2 separate regions of the Homo sapiens genome follow, and region 2 is linked to region 1. A link is an interaction called in ENCODE POLR2A ChIA-PET data of the cell type or tissue named here. Cell type or tissue: Panc1. All regions are shown on one strand.

The links. Peaks named below come from ENCODE experiments on the same cell type or tissue, not always from the same donor. Only the 100,000 strongest peaks of a DNase experiment are listed, where the experiment ranks them.
Region 2: POLR2A ChIA-PET joins it to region 1 with 5 read pairs; 2 of 35 experiments call an interaction of 5 or more read pairs at or near these places.

The regions. Positions count from the first base shown.
Region 1 is chr7:127,735,235-127,739,234 of GRCh38, reverse strand. The region is part of intron 10 of SND1 (staphylococcal nuclease and tudor domain containing 1); the gene reads right to left. Among named protein-coding and RNA genes, the nearest start is that of SND1, 85 kb to the right of the region's middle. RefSeq lists a silencer at 3,594-3,808. In Panc1, no CTCF peak of the experiment used is centred here; no DNase peak of the experiment used is centred here.
Region 2 is chr7:128,133,590-128,137,589 of GRCh38, reverse strand. No RefSeq gene overlaps it. Among named protein-coding and RNA genes, the nearest start is that of MIR593, 54 kb to the right of the region's middle. RefSeq lists an enhancer at 1,150-1,724 and a silencer at 1,660-1,849. In Panc1, CTCF peaks have their summits at 1,487 and 1,744 (motif pointing left); a DNase peak (open chromatin) is centred at 1,509; H3K4me3 peaks cover 1,332 bases; H3K27ac peaks cover 344 bases.

The DNA.
Region 1 (4,000 bases):
AAATTACTTTTTCAAATGACCAAGATACTAATTTATTCTTCAGAACCACAGGGAAGGACCTATACAAATGACACAGTATCACTGAATGATCACCAGCCCTGAACCCATTCTTTCTCTTACTGAAACTGCAGACACATTTCAGCACAAACCCACTGCTCTGTTTCATCAGAACTGAACCAGAGGGAGCCAATGTCGCTCCAAGCTACACACCTGTGCACAAATTAAAATATCTCCACTCACACTTCCTGTGCATCACACAAACACACCCTGCAAGTGTCCTTCCAAAGCCCTCTACTGGCTCGTAAGGCTAGCTCTCCAGAGCCAGAAAGAGAGGAACAGGGGGAAAGTATTCAAGTGGAGGCAGGAAGGTAGGAAGAATGAGTGGGAGACCACCCTGGAGGGTCATACAGGGTGACCCCCTAAAGCAAGCCAGAAACTGGTAACTTAGCTCTTACCTCCCCCATCCTCCCCTGGTCTCCTAGGTTCCCTGGAGCCTGTTTATCTGAAGAGATGATCCTCTCTGAGAGGAAGAGAGTTAAGAAAAAGACCTCAGGGAAAAAGCAGCAAACAGATGCAACTTTCATTTGGGTCTTCTCCCCTCCTACCAATGGACTTCTCCCAGATAAACACGTTAGCCTTAAAAAAACAACTTTCAGGGCCGGAAGCACTGGCCCACACCTGTAATCCCAGCACTTTGGGAGTCTGAGGCCGGTGGATCACCTGAGGTCAGGAGTTCAAGACCAGCCTGGCCAACGTGGTGAAACCCCTCTCTACTAAAAATGCAAAAAATTAGACAAGCGTGGTGGCAGGTGCCTGTAATACCAGTTACTTAGGAGGCTGAGGCAAGAGAATCGATTGAACCTGGGAGGTTGCAGTGAGCCGAGATCGCGCCATTGCACTCCAGCCTGGGCAACAAGAGCAAAACTCCATCTCAAAAAAAAAAAAAAAGAAAAAAAAAAAAGAAACACCTTTTAGGAAGGCCAGAGCGAGACTTCCAGTGGCTAAGAGAATGCACTAGGAGTAATCAATGTACCTACCAGTCCTTGGGGGTGGGAGGAGAAGCTGCCCACAGTGAGAAAGGACACATGAAAAATAATTAGAGAAGATACAAAGCTGAACATGTGAACACTCTAGAGGATCTGAGAGTGTTTTCTCATAATGCCATATACATGCTAACCATATAGAGTTATAGTCACTTCTGGGTTGGATTACTGTAACATTCTCTATGCTTTCCAGGCATCAAACCAGAATATTAAGCCAGTAAAAAATGAGCAGCTCAATTGTTGAGTGACATGGAACACAGACAGTACACTGTCCCTGGGTCTGCATTTGTCAATGGCTGCCCTCTTGCCTTAAAGTGTATTTGAGATGCGGACTCTAGGTTATACAGGTTGAGTATCCCTAATCCAAAAATCAAAATGCTCAACTGCTGAAACTCTTTGAATGCCAACATAATACTCAAAAGAAATACTCATGGGAACATTTCAGATTTCAGATTTTCCTACTAGGGATCCTCATCTAGTGAGCACATTCAAATACTCCAAAATCCAAAATCCGAATCACTTCTGGTCCCAACCACTTTAGACAGGGGATACTAAACCTGTAGAGATCTCAACAATGTGAGCCATAACCCCCCTATACATACCATACCACTTCTTTGAGACACAGTCTCATTCTTATCGCCCAGGCTGGAGTGCAATGTTGTGATCTCGGCTCCCTGCAACCTCTGCCTCCCAGGTTCAAGCGATTCTCCTGTCTCAGCCTCCCAAGTAGCTAGGATTACAGGTGCCCGCCACCACACCCAGCTAATTTTCGTATTTTCAGTAGAGATGGCGTTTCGCCATGTTGGCCAGGCTGGTCTCAAACTCCTGACCTCAGGTGATCCACCTGCCTTGGCCTCCCAAAGTGCTGGGATTACAAGCATGAGCCACCATGCCCTGCCACCATACCACTTCTTGAGAACAAACAAGACTAGGTTGACAGTACTCAGACTTCACGCACAGTAGACAGAACAGCTGGGGAGAACCCTCATTTGTCTGATTTCCTGCCAACCCTGAACTGGCAGCATCATCCTCCTCAAGGTCAGGGTGTGGTATATTTCTTTAGCAACAGTGATTTTAATTATCTACTGGTCACTTATGCTCTTATATTTTAATTACATATAATTGCTTTACATACACTTACTTGGGGGTGACTGTTTTTATCACAATAGGGGGCAATTTAATAATCTGTAATGTAATTGTGCAAATACTCACAAGTGCACTGTAGAAGTACCCGACAGAGCAGCTTATCGGCCAAAACAAGTAAATACTGCAGGCTGCATGCATGAAGCTGCCACGGGAGCCTTTGTGTTCCCATAAAACATCTCACCGGTTCCCAGCCAGGGCAACAGAAAAGAGCAGTGGTCCCCAGGAGAAGATGTACCTATCCACTCTACCCTTTATTTCAGAAGCAGCAAGTTCAGCTGTTTGGGGGGATGGGCATTCTGGCAACAAAACACAAAGGGCCTGGATCACAGCCTGCTTCTAAATAACACAAATAGATAAGGAATTAGGTGATTAGAGAGTGTACTGCCAGCAGGACTAAATATCAGCCCCTCTGGGAACATGTATCTGTGGTACAAACCGCATACATTGTACGACAGCACAACTTACCTAAGAGCTACCTCTGATCTGAACAGACCGTTTAATGCTTTGTACTTCAAGGCAAATTTTCATTTTAAGAACAAAGATATAATCATAAAAATTGGAAATAACTGATATATCCAAAAATAGGTGAAAGCTGGTTAAATTATGACACGTCCACATTAACAACTGCATAGCCATTAAAAATCATGTTTCAGGAAATTATTTAAAGGCCAGAAGAAATTCTCAGTTATAAAACATGAACAGAGAAGCTAGTGAGAAGGCCTTGCGATTATTAACAGTTGTGATGTTGCCTCTGGGCAGTTAAATTTAAGTAATTTGTATTTTCTTCTTTAAATTTTCCCAAATTTATAAAGTGATTATGTCACATTTATAATCAGGAAAATTTCTAGGGCAGAGAAGATGAAAGCAGAAACGCAAGCCATCTATCTATTGGGGTTAATGTGTGAAAATAATGAATGAAAATTAAATTGACAATGAACTATTTAGAAGCAGGTACTCTCAGGGCTCAGAAACTGTACAAAAATGACTAGTATTGAGACTCTATTAAAAAGGGAGAATTCAGTCTCTGCACAGAGTTGGCCTCACTCTTTTAAACCATGAGATCATTGCCAGGAAAACTTCAGAAAGGAGACAAGACAATTTAAAAGATACAGGTCAGGCTGGGCACGGTGGCCCACACCTGTAATCCCAGCACTTTGGGAGGCTGGGGCGGGCGGGGGATCACCTGAGGTCAGGAGTTTGAGACCAGCCTGGTCAACACAGTGAAACCCCATCTCTACTAAAAATACAAAAATTAGCCAGGCATAGTGGCACATGCCTGTAATCCCAGCTAGTTGGGAGGCTGAGGCACGAGAATCACTTGAACCCGGGAGGTGGAAGTTGCAGTGAGCCAAGATCGTGCCACTGCACTCCAGCCTGGGCAACAGAGTGAGACTCTGTCTCCAAAAAAACAACAACAACAACAAAAAAAAACAGGTCACCCTTTAGAAAAGTTACAGCCTCTTTTTTTTAAATTAAAGGTATATTTTTCTTTTTTATAGAGATGGGGGTCTCACTATGTTGCCAGGGCTGGCCTGGAACTCCTAGCCTGAAGCAATCCTCCTCTCTCGGCCTCCCAAAGTGCTAGGATTACAGGCATGAGCCACCATGCCCAGCCCTAGAGCCTCTCTTGATATAAATTATGGTGCCTCCAAAAGTGGTTGTAGGAAATATTTTCATTTGTAAAAATATGTTAAAATAAGAAAGCACGTGTTACAGTAACAAAGACAGCCAGTTACAGCTTCTGGTAGATAGTGGAAATCCTGAAAAACAGGAGCTTAGGAAGAAGTCCACTCAATACTAAGGAGAAGACC
Region 2 (4,000 bases), 400 kb before region 1:
GTTCATTTGAGCAGAAACTGGAAGGAAGTTATAGAGCCACGCAGCTATCTGGGGGAGGGCACGAAAGGCAGAAAGAAATGTGAGTCAGGAATTCCTGCCGCTGTAGCATTTAGCACGTGCCAGAGACATATTAGTTGACCAATATGTTTGCAAGAACCCAGAGGAGGGGCCTCTAAGCACAGGGTTCTGTGTGATGTTTACTCATGGCTGAAGTTTATGGCCCACGGCACGTGCAACTCTCCAAAACTCTATGAGGCAATGAAGGCCGCTCACAGGGCTGGTGCCCACCTCTTACCCAAGCAGAAAACTGGCAGCCGCCATTGTTACCAGCTGAGAGCTTATCCCTCTAGCTGAGCCTCCACTGGACGGGCCAGGTAAGGCCAGCTCTTACATGGCCCAGGGGAGTCCCGTGCCCCAGGCCGATGTCCCAGGCCCAGCTGCCTCCTTTCCCAGACAGGATTCTCCCTTTCCAGCTGCCTCGAGCGCCTCATTTAACCCTCACAATGATTCCTGTGGCAGGTGCCTTAATTAGTCCCATGACTCAGTGTAACTGGGGAGAAAGGGGGCCCTGGAGAGTTCCCCCAGGTGGTTAACAGGGATTTTTTTTTTTTTGAGACGGAGTCTTGCTCTGTCGCCCAGGCTGGAGTGCAGTGGCGCGATCTCGGCTCACTGCAACCTCCGCCTCCTGGGTTCACGCCATTCTCCTGCCTCAGCCTCCCGAGTAGCTGGGACTACAGGCGCCCGCCACCAGGCCCGGCTAATTTTTTTTTTTTTTTTGTATTTTTAGTAGAGACGGGGTTTCACCGTGTTAGCCAGGATGGTCTCGATCTCCTGACCTCGTGATCCGCGCGTCTCGGCCTCCCAAAGTGCTGGGATTACAGGCATGATCCGCCGCGCCCGGCCGGTTAACAGGGATTTGAACCTGGGGTTGTCACTGTCATCACCACAGAGGAGGGGGAGCTGGTTAAGGACCCCTCCTGGAGAAGGGGGTCCTAACGTCGCGGTGCTGCAGGGCGTACATAGCTCATGCATTCAGTCCGTGAAAACTTGTTAAGGGCCTGCTGTGCTTCAGAGGCAAAGCCCACCCCTCCTACGGCTGACTCCCGCAGTGGCGCCTCCTAGAAGCACAAGCAGCCAGAAAAAGCCTGTGTCTGAGCAAGGAGGGTGGGATGTGTGCTGCGGGAGGAGGGTCCCTGCCCCGGCGCCGTCTCACGTTTTCTCTGACCAAGTCTTTCTCCTTAACCCGTAACTCTGGGGCGGGAGGGGGAGGTGTAGAAACGGGCACTAGGTAGGACGTTCTCTGGGATCTGGGGCCATCCTAGCTGAGCCTCGGGCCAGAATCGGAACCCAGGGCGCGGGGACCCGCTTCCTCCCCACCCCACCACGCCCCTTCTGTCATTTATTCCCCAAATAGGCGGCCTAAAGCCACCCGCGTGCGTCGCCCTCTTCCTCCGGGCTTCTTTTAATATGTCAGCATCAGAGCGCCTGCGGGGGCGTAACTTGGGAAACCTCTAACGTCGCGATGCGGCAGGGCTTACATAGCTCACGCATTCAGTCCGTGAAAACTTGTTAAGGGCCTGCTGTGCTTCAGAGGCAAAGCCCACCTCTCCTACCGCTGCGGTTTGCTGGGGACCCACGGGACAGGGAACCCGGGCGCCCCAGGGTCCGCCCCGCCACTCTTTGTGCCCCGCGGCCTCCCGCTCCCGCTGGGGCGCCGCCGCCGCCGCCGAGCTCGCGCGCCCCCTCGTGGGCGCTCCCGGCACTGCGCGGTGCCGCCCCAGCCGGAAGCACGTGGAGGCTCCCTCCAGATCCAGGGGAGCAGGCGGGGGCCTGGACAAGCCTTCCACTTGGCTCGGTCCCTGGGACCCCTTCCCACGCTCTAGAAGCCTAGCCCCTCCATCCTCCTTTTGGCCCGGACCCCCAGCTCTTCCCCTCTCACGCTCTCGCCGCTGTTTCTAGGTCCCCGGGAACTCCTCCGGAGCTCCCGGCGGTGCAGGCGGGAGGTGGAAACGGGGGTGGGGGGCACCCAGACCCCCATTCCAGGGAAACCTCTCACAGCCTGCTCCTGGCTTGAGGAGGTCCCAGGGGGAGCTTCTGTGGCTGCTGAAGACAGGGGCTTTTCCAAATATGACCCCAAAGTGAGGCTTCTGCTTTCAAGGTCTCATTCATATTCTCTCCCCTCTCCCCTCTCCTAGCAGGATCAGCGCTGGCGTGATTTCCCAGGAGAGGGGGAAGGGCCGTCACCTGGCCTTTAAAGACTCACCACATGGATAATCGTGATGAGGGCGAAGCACTAGGTAGGAGGGTTTTCACCACGGTGTTTCATCAAATGAGAATGATCTAGATAAACCAGGAGTGCAACCAACTCCAAAGAAAAAGATGATTTGAAGAACAAAAGTGTGTGTGTGTGTGTGTGTGTGTGTGTGTGTGTGGAGAGAGAGAGAGGGAGACGCTCTAATATCCTTAGAAAGATTCAGAAAATTTTATAGCCACAGAACAAGAACAGAATGCTTTTCAAAGGGGAACAAGTAAGAATTTAGAAAATTAGAAAGGTGACTGCCAAAATAACAGGCTCCGAAATCCACGTAGACAATCCATCCAGCTCTTCCACCTCTTGATCCCTGGTCTCTTCTCCAGTAATTTCTACCCCCGCGCGGTAGCCGCTCCACGGTCATGTCATAGACGTTGTCCTTATTAATTCCCACATCCCTCCAAAATTTACATTTCAACCATCCCGCTCGACCACCACCACCTCCTAAATTTTCATCAAGCTCCCGCTGGTGTTCTGACGCACGTGTTTCTAATCGCTCCCTTGCATACATCCTTCACTTTCGGTGTCCCGCCCCCTCACTGTATTTTCCTAACCAAACTCCAACTTTGATTAAATCCAGAGCTTCGCGTCTTCCACACCCTCCTGAGGCACTGAAGAGAGCTGACTGTCGGTACTTCTTTTTTTTTTTTTGAGACGGAATTTCGCTCTTGTCACCCAGGCTGGAGTGCAATGGCGCGATCTCAGCTCACTGCAACCTCCGCCTCCCGGGTTCAAGCGATTCTCCTGCCTCAGCCTTCCAAGTAGTTGGGATTACAGACGCCTACCACCACGCCTGGCTAAGTTTTGTACTTTTAGTAGAGACCAGGTTTCACCATGTTGGCCAGGCTGGTCTCGACCTCCTGATTTCAGGTGATCCGCCCGCCTTGGCCTCCCAAAGTGCTGGGATTACAGGCGTGAGGCGCCCCACCTGGCACTCCTTTAATTCCATGAAGGCAGCCCTCCAAAGGGGCCAACTGATTTCTGGCATTGCTTCTGCGCTCAGTTCACTCCACTCTCCTCCTCATTGAGCATTTCTCATCTTCTCTCCTCTCCTAAAATCTCTGACACTCCCTCACTCTTCACTGACAGATGCCCTTGCTCCTTTTTTTTTTTTTTTTTTAAATGATAAAATATAGACCTGGAATGCCCTTCCTTCCTTTTTCACTGAGGAACATCGTCGGTTGGAAGAGGATTTCTTCACTCTCACAGCCGCCTAGACAGAGCCCCTGGCAGAGACAGGGTGGTACCTCCATTTTTTACCCGTACCCCATGCTCTCTTGCCAACTAAGGATCTTCACCTGCTATTATTCCCTGTCTTTCATTGTGCATACTTTTTTTCTCTGTACTGGATTCTCCTTATTAGCATACTAATATGCCTCAATAATAATCATTTTAAAAGAAAAAACAAAAACTCCCTTGTCCCCGTATTCCATCCACCTCCAGGCATGATCCCATTTCTCTGATATTTTCTGCAGCAAAACTCCTCAAAAGACCCATCTACAGTGGCTATCTCAACTTACTCTTTCTGCATTTATTTTTATTATAATTTTTTTCTGAGACGGAGTCTTGCTCTGTCGCCCAGGCTGGAGTGCAATGGCATGCTCTCAGCTCACTGAAACCTCCGCCTCCTGGGCTCAAGTGATTCTACTGCCTCAGCCTCCTGAGTAGCTGGGACTACAGGCGCTCACT